2 separate regions of the Homo sapiens genome follow, and region 2 is linked to region 1. Evidence: read pairs that join two places in POLR2A ChIA-PET (ENCODE). Cell type or tissue: GM12878. All regions are shown on one strand. Each heading gives the region's core, and the rest is flanking DNA. Links, peaks and the distances in the headings are about the cores only.

Region 1 (4,399 bases), core at 193-4,192:
AGCACTCTATGGGTTCTTGATTTAGATAGCAGCAACATTTGCTCTCATGGTCATTTGAGAAGAAAAGAAATCTTTAGCAGAGACACTTACCAACCTAGCATTGACTCCTTTCAACAAAGCCGAGCATTCGAAGGGCCAGGTTAATGTTCTGTTTCTTGAATAGAAAACCAAACGCACCCACAGCAAACTCACAAAATGGTCATTACCCATTACCCATTACTCTCATTTCTTAAGGTGGGTCTTAACGTATCACAGCCATTCCTGGTAAGTTGAAAATGTGAGACAAGGTGCCCCTTCTGGAATATCCTAGGGAGGAATAAGCCAGTGTTCCCTGCAGGTCTGGAATTCTTATAACACCGAAAAACAAGAGGGAAAAGACCTACTGACAAATTGTGGAGCAGTTTCTAAGTTTTTAATTATCACTTCCAATATTTGACTGAAAATTCAAACAGAATGTTGATGCACATACCAAACACAGCAAGCGCCCCTTCTCATTTTAAACAGAATTCTGGAAGCATAGAGCAGCCAGTTCTCAGCGACCAGCAACAGAACTGTATCACAGCTCTTTGGCTTAAAGTTATTACCTTTTCTTCCTAAGAACCCATGTGCTCTTAAATCTTTTATTTCATCTTTACTCTCATGAGGCTGGAAAGAGCAGACACCATCCTCATTCTGGGGATAAGGAAGCTGGGCCAGAGATTCTGCGTTTCTGAGAAGCTCCCTGGAAATGCCCACGCTGCGGATCCTCAGACCACACTTGGCACATTGCGAGGGGCTAGAGCTAACACAGGATACCCAGAAGGGAAAGCTCTTTCCATCACATGACATGGAGTATCTGGTGTTCAATGACAGGATCTTTCTACCAATTTTTCCTCAATGCCTCAGTATTGACCATTTGCATAAATGAGAGAGAGGGGCCTGCTTTCTTTGCTTTGTCTACTCCAGAAATCAGCATGGACCAATGTAGAGGAAGGAGAGGGCTAATAAGGAGGCAGTAACAGGAAGGAGAGGGCTAGTAAGGAGGCAGTTACAAGAAGGAGAAGCAGGGAAGAATAAGCAGAGGGCGGGACGACTGTGGAAATATGGTGGTCCCCCTTATCCGTGGTTTTGCTTTCTACAGTTTCAGTTAATCGTGGTCCAAAAATATTAAAAGGAAAATTCCAGAAATAAACAATTCACAAGTTTTAAACTGCTCACCATTCTGAGTAGCATGATGAAACTTCATGCTGTCCCAAGCTATGCCCCCCAGGATGTGAATCATCCCTCCTGTCCACCGTGTCCACATTGTGGACACGCCCCACCCAGTAGTCACTTAATAGCTATCTCAGTTATCAGATGGAAAACACATATCACACACAGGGTTTGGTACTATCTGCACTTTCAGGTATCCATTGGGCAGCTTGGAATTTATCTCTCACGGACAGGGAGGGATTGCTGTACACAGAAGATGAGGTGATGAGTGTGGCAGCTCCCAGGAAGGGAAGGGCACACTCTGTTGGAGACAAGGCTGAGCTGGTAGAACTTCCCTCCACCATGTTTGTTCTGCGCACTATACTCTGGTCTCCATAACAACCATGGGTTTTCCCACAGTCATCTTAAAGTTCATAAATCTTGTCTGAAGAAATGATGACACAGAATGACTTGCTCCCCACCCTACCCCTACCACCCAAAGTCCAAGATCAAAACAGCTTCTACCAAGCAGAGACTCCTCCCTTCTCCCATCAAAAGCATCACTCTGAGCTCTAGGCAATATCATGACAGCCAGAAAAACCAACCAATCTGAGCACCAGAAACCAGGAGGAAGTCCAGGACATTTCCTGAGTTCCAGCCAGGACCCAGGGGCAGCCAAGGAGGGCTCCTTACCCGATCTGGCGGTTGGTGGAAGGTGCCTGAGTGATGACAGAGCTGGACTGAGGCGACGGCATGGCTTGCTGAATCACAACGTTGGTGTCATGGTTGGGCAGCCGAGCGCTGCTAAGCTGGTGAGTTCCGGGCCCCGTCATGGCCCCACCAACTGCATTATGCATCGAGATATTCTGCCCAGAGAAGACACAGGGGAAAGGTCAGGAGGAGTCAATGTTTTTATTCTACTCTCAAGCTCTCAAAGGCCAAAACTGGGAATCTAGTCATGTCAACTACATAGAGAGTTATGGCTTCCGGCAAGCCATAGGCCCATTCATCTTGTTATAACATACAGCTACGAGGAGATGAAAAATAACTACTCACCCTTAGAGTAAAGCATGTGAGAAAATGCCTTAAAGTTTCCTTACCACTCTGCTGCCATCCTGATGTGAGGTTTGCATCAGAGATATTTAGTGCCTGCCTTCTCTGACTTGAAGGATGAATATCAGATTTGAAAATGATTTTTGTGGTAAGTGCATAATACTGTGATTTAGTGAATAGTCACTCTGCATCCTGCTTTGCATGACAAGCACACTGGCTTTTTCCCTTTCATTTTTAGTCCTATAAGAGTGCCCAACCATATATATACATTTTTTAAGAAAACGACTACCTTTCCAAATCATAATCTCAGGACTGAGGACACAAGCTCAACAACCTGTGGAATGAGGATGCGTGATTGGAATACATGACAAGACATATGGGATCCAACGATCAGAATAAGAGTTGCCGCTTTCTGCTGTATTTTCATAAAATCCATCTCTCACAATGCATGGAGTAATGGAAACACAGAACAATAATCAAGCGTCTAGTTACTTGTTCCATGTCTTTTCCTCTGGAACATAGGATGTTTGTATTCACAACTCTATCCCGTGGTGCTTGGACCATAGTAGGCATTCCACAGATGTATATTAATAGCATGAATAAACCAGTGAAAGAACATGAGATGTCTGAGTCACTTATAGGACCTAATATCATGTATTTATTTCTGATGCCTTCAAATGAAGGCTTATATGTTTAAAATTCAAAAGTAAGTAAAATATGCGAGATAGGTCTTCATAGAAAAGAAAGTTACTCAGACACCCAGAGAAAATTCACACTGAGCAGAGAAGGCTGATCAACACATTGGGACCGAAAGGTGAGAAAGAAATTTAGAACCCAATAAAGAAAGAGAAAGCGGTGTAGTGCTTATGCCTGTAATGTCAGCACTTTGGGAGGCTGAGGCAGGAGGATCACTTGAGCCCAGGAGTTTGAGGCTGCAGTAAGCCAGGATTACACCTCTACACTCCACATTACAGACAGAGGGACAGAGTGAGACTCTGTCTCTAAAAAAGAAAAAAAAAAAGAAAAGAAAAGAAAGAGAAAGTGCTTGGCCAAACAAAGTAATAGGTAAGGGCAATAAGTAAGTCTTTATAAGTGGCAAGATACAGCTCTTCAGCCTAGAAGGGTGGGGAAATTTAAGAGGTCTATTGGACAATGGGTTGAAGATGGGAGGGAAAAAAATGGAGTGCCACTAGCAATTTACTAAAGAAAAAATATGTATCTGTCTGCGCTTTGGTGTTAGCAAAGAAAAAATAAATGTTACCCAAGAGAACTAGAAGTGGTCCTTTGAAGTTCTTTGGCAAAGAAAAGGATTTCCTGCACTACGTGTTAAACGATGGTGATAACATATACGGTATTTGGGGTGGCTGTGTCCATCACATTGCACCTTTCCCAGGTTTCTGATTTCTAAATCCTGACCACACAGTTTGTCAGGAGTCCAGATGGAAACTGGGCACCTGGCTTAGACTGTGAGCCTACTGTGTCGTTGTGGGACCCCAAAGGCAGGAACAGGCTTATATATACTCACAGTCCAAAGGCTTCTCTTATACACTGGAAAATTTTTCTGATGTGGGAAAACACTATGATTGGGTAAAGTAGGATGAAAGGAAATGGCAATGTGCATTGGTGGCAGTGCAGGAACACACTTTCGTTTTTTTATAGGATCTAGAGATTTAGAGAATTGGACTAAAAATGATTTGTGTTATTTCTTTTGAAACTGAACCTTGACAAACTTATTTCCCTGGGTCTTGAGGAGGTCAGAAACTATAGGTACCATTTAGTCCATTGTTTAAGTTCAAAGACACTTAACATTTTTCATCTTGTTCATAGTCACCTACTCTATCAATAATAGATCCAAGGCACAGAACCATTTTTGACTCTCCTTTTAGAATTATTGATGCTGTACAATTTAATTTTTAAGATCACAATCTTTAAATTCGCAAAGAAAAATATAAGACATATGACTCTCCTTGAATTATCCTGGATGCCTCTTTTCCATCACCCTCTTAGGCAGTTTCCAAGTCCTACAAATTTAACTAAGTGTCCCTCATCTCTTCCAATCTTTCCGTCCATCCTTCCACCAACCTATAACCAACTGCCATCATCTTCTATCCTTGTCTAGACAATGTTCTCCTTCATGCACTCTGGCTTCTTTTCCTCCTTTTTCCCATACTATAGC
Region 2 (4,399 bases), core at 245-4,244, 51 kb before region 1:
CCCATCTTTATGAACGTTAATATTCTGCATAGTTTTCTGATGCATTATTTTATTCAAAATCAAAAAGATTCTCTTACTTGCATACCACAAAACTCCTCTGCTATGTATGATGTTGGCATAAAATTCTGTCATTCTGCTGTTAAATAATTCAAAACCATTTAACATGACATGAAGAGACTTATCATTAAGCCACGGGCAGGGGAATCAAATGGAAAGAAAGTTCCTCACTGAGATATGTTTTCACTCAAATTAGTCTGTGGTCAGACACAAACACTCCCTGTAGAATCTGTTTCTTTAAGATTCTAAAAATAAATCTTGATCTGTAAGTGACTTTGCTGTAATACATACAGTGAGTCAGATCAAGGAGTAAGAGCCATTTATAGAATATGAACTAAACTCTGGCCTGAGACAACCATTTAACCCTCGCAAACAGAGAAGCGGCATTTCAGATCATGCAGTTTGATCTATAAAGCTATTTTGACATATAAAGACTCTTTTTTATGATGACTCTGGCTAAAAATATTAGAATATGCCTAGAGGCAATCACAAGGACAAAACTTTTGGTAACAGGAAGATTAGCTTGACTGTACATGGTACATCTATGTGTGCATGCTCAGAACGTATTCTAGGTATGCCTGTATTCCTATGGGCTGGACGCAGTGATAAGTTGCCATTCCATGCATCCTCCTATAAAGAAGTAGATGGGGACAGGTGCAGTGGCTCATGCCTGTAATTCCAGCACTTTGGGAGGCTGAGGCAGCTGGATCACCTGAGGTCAGGAGTTCAAGACCAGCCTGGTCAACATGGTGAAACCCTGTCTCTACTAAAACTACAAAAATTAGCCGGGCATGGTGGTGGGTGCCTGTAATCCCAGCTACTCTGGAGGCTGAGGCAGGTGAATCCCTTGAACCCGGGAGACGGGGGTTGCAGTGAGCTGAGATTGCACCAGTGCACTCCAAGACTCTGTCTCAAAAAGAAAAAAACCAGAAGAAGGTGGGAGTATTTTTAAAATTATTATTATTTTCAAAAATAGAGATGGGGGTCTCACTATGTTACCCAGGCTGGTCTTGAAACCATGGGCTGAAGTGATCCTTTTGCCTCGGCCTCCCAAAGTTCTAGGATTACAGGCATGAGCCACCACACCCAGCTGGTGGGAATATTTTAACTTGCATTCCATGGTGATTTAGAATGGCTTGTGTGCCCATAAATAAGTCATTGAACATCTCTGAGCCTCAGTTTCTTCATCTCTAAAACAGTAATAAATATAATCTGTACCTCAAGAGGTTGATGTAAGGATTAAACAAGATAAAGCATATAAAGTACTCAGTACACAGAACACAATTTTAAGAAATGTCAGCTAATATTCTGTTCTTCTCAGCCCTGGCAGTTATAGAATGGTGTAATTTTCTTTTTGTTCTTTCTACGCCTTTGCATGTCCCTTCATTTCTAGAGCATGTCTTCATAGTCTTGTAAATAGCTGCCTTATAGAGGGCATGTCTGGTGGCTACAGGTGGGTAAGGGTTTTCTTTCTCCTTCTGCATGGCTGATGTAATGAACATCTCTAAGGGGATATATGATTGAAGGGTGTGGGGAGTGTGTGTGTGTGTGTGTGTGTGTGTGTGTGTGTGAGAGAGAGAGAGAGAGAATGTGTGTATATGTGTAAGAATTCACATTGCGGAAAGAGAAATGTGCCACCCTCCTCACCAAGTTTCGCTCACAGGAAAACACGTTAATTGTTGAGTAGTCACATTGTGTGCACACTATCTCAAACCTGGCACACTGCAAAGAGCTGCTTTACAAGAAATATGACTTCATATCACAGTGTTAATCATTGACCTCCACCCTGGTAATAAGATCTTTTTTGGCCTTGTACAAGTAGAATCCACCTGAGACTTCCTCATCATCTATTCGCTAACAAATTGGCAGAAGTATTAGGAAATTTCACCTTGGCGTTTGGGTGAGTCTTTTCCATCAACATAGTTTATTTGGATTACAGGCTCTTCCTCAATTAAAACAATAAATCAGCCATTTTCATTTTCTTTTCACCTCTGGATATATGTTGTCCTTAATACTTTAAGTTGCAGTCAGAATGCTTGCTTGGTATGACGACATCATCCTGTCTTTCAGGTGTAGTTTCAGGGTCACACAGAACACTTGTGTCCGGAAGGTTGACTTCACAGCGCACCACAGACACATTCTGCTACTCAGGGGAGTGAGATCATGGGCTGGCATAAATTTATCACTCTTTTAAATGAACGGGGTTGAATTCTATCTACTAACCTTGATCAGGAGGCTAGTGATACTGGCTGTGTAAAACAAAACAAGACAAAATAAACAAGGGAAAACCACAGCGCATGTGGCCACTTTGTTCAGAAGGTGACACCACTGAATTTAGTCTGTGAAGGTCTTGTCACATGAAAGCCTAGAAATAGCTATGACCTAAACATGAGAGTAGAAGACAATCCGGTTAGAAATGAATGAACACATTCCATTGTGCTTGTATAGTGTTTAAAATCTATTTTGGGGCAAAAGGGGTATTGTAAATACTTTCCCTTGTTCATAACTATCATAACCCAAACTTTCTGGCTCTCAACATTTTCCAGTGACCCTGCATGCCTATAATTTTTTACACACCACCTGACCTGGCAAGAATTATGCTACCAGAGATGTGGATGCCCTGTGACCCCCACCCCCCAACCCCGAATCCCCAAGGCCAGCCAAGACTAGATTGGACCTTATGACTGATTCTAATCTGGATGTCTCAAGGGGCTGTCCTCGTCTCACTGCACAATTCCAAGGCCACTTGGTTCTGATGGCCCTTGGGAGATGCTGCCATATTAGGCCTGTGGAAATGGCCACATCATTCTAAAATTATTTTGGAAGTAGAGATTTAACATAACTTTTTGGATTAGCATTCAATTCCAAATTTGGGGCTGGGATTTAGGTAAAATTAATTTTAGGGACTTCTTATTGGGTTTGCGAAATGTTAATTCCAGCAAGTATTCCTTTATTCTTTAATACCGACTGGATCACAGACTGTGTCTTTTTTCCATTTGATTCTCTCTTTGGTAACAGTATTTCTAGGAAGACTTGGCTATCTGTATAGACAACTCCTGACTCTGAAGTGGTTGACTAGATAGGCTTATTACTGAATTCAGGTCAATTCGTGGCCGCCTCCTCTTTGACCGTAGCGGCTCTGGATGTCAATGAGAGGGTTAAAATGGGGCGAGCCTGAGGCCAGTTATGGAAAAGAGGAGGGAATAGGCATTTCCTGGATATACAGTTCCTAGTATCTCCACGAGGCCAAATATAATTTGTATCTAGAAACTTACCTTCTGCCTACCTTCACTACCTGAGAGAATTCCCTCCAGAGATAACGATGATCTTTTATTAGGCACCAGAGCGTGAAGATCTGGAGATGCTGAGACACAGCCTTAGAGGGTGTGCTTTCACAGGGAAAAGAAGCTCTATGATTCTTTAATCACAGAATTCCCTTTTAGCACTGTTCACTGAGACACTAGGTATGAGTGGCACCCCCCTCTTCCAAATGGATTTAGTTATAGAAGAAATAAAAGGACTTCCATATGGAAGAAATTAAAGGACCAGCCTGGGTAACATAGTGAGACCCTGCCTCTTTAAAAATAATAATAATAAAACAAGAACAAAGTGAAATAAATTCTAAAAAGTTTGGTTTGTTCTGAGTTTTTCTAGAAGAATCTATGAGACGACTGCAAAAATTGTTTCCCTTATCTATACAGATTAAATATATCCCCAGTTAAAATTGTACCGTTTTAAAAATTATTATTTTGAGAAGCTTCACTTCATCAAGTCTATTTTATTAAAATGATGCCCAAATTCTGCAGAGGCTTAGAAACCCATCAAATTTCATTTTTAAAAGTATGGCATGTAATGTATAGTATTTCAAATAATTTTCACATATTTTTTATAACAGAAAATGGGCAGAAGAGGCTCTGCCTCTTCCTTAATACACCCGAGGCTCAGAAAATACAACTAACCTAAGATCTCACCTTTGGCACATGACCAACATCCAGGTTGTCTGGCTCTGTGTTCAGTGCTATTTCCTATGAGCCTCTGCTCCCCACAAGACTTGGAAATGCCCTCTTGATTCTCAGGGTTTCCTTCATCGTCATCCTGGAGTAACAGAGGTGGGCTTATTTTATTTCATGAATGATAGTTTTATGTACATGACACATTTATTTTAGAGATGAGGGTCTTGCTATGTTGCCCAAGCTGGTCTCAAACTCCTGGCCTCAAGTGATCCTCCAGTCTCTGAAGTAGCTGGGAATACAGGCATGAGCCACCATGCCTAGCTCAAGAAGGGGGTTTATTTGTGTGGTTTTCTCACTGAAGAGGATGGTGCCTGTCTCAGTGTAGAATG

What was found. ChIA-PET counts read pairs that join two places held together with the same protein. Peaks named below come from ENCODE experiments on the same cell type or tissue, not always from the same donor. Only the 100,000 strongest peaks of a DNase experiment are listed, where the experiment ranks them.
Region 2: POLR2A ChIA-PET joins it to region 1 with 28 read pairs; 2 of 35 experiments call an interaction of 5 or more read pairs at or near these places.

The regions. Positions count from the first base shown.
Region 1 is chr7:28,568,002-28,572,400 of GRCh38, reverse strand. CREB5 (cAMP responsive element binding protein 5) reads right to left here. Exons shown (of 11, transcript NM_182898.4): 5 at 1,864-2,036. Among named protein-coding and RNA genes, the nearest start is that of CREB5, 160 kb to the right of the region's middle. In GM12878, for the core only: no CTCF peak of the experiment used is centred there; a DNase peak (open chromatin) is centred at 1,982; H3K4me3 peaks cover 1,239 bases; H3K27ac peaks cover 1,761 bases.
Region 2 is chr7:28,619,489-28,623,887 of GRCh38, reverse strand. All of the region lies in intron 5 of CREB5 (cAMP responsive element binding protein 5), which reads right to left. Among named protein-coding and RNA genes, the nearest start is that of CREB5, 210 kb to the right of the region's middle. In GM12878, for the core only: no CTCF peak of the experiment used is centred there; a DNase peak (open chromatin) is centred at 2,297; H3K27ac peaks cover 1,479 bases.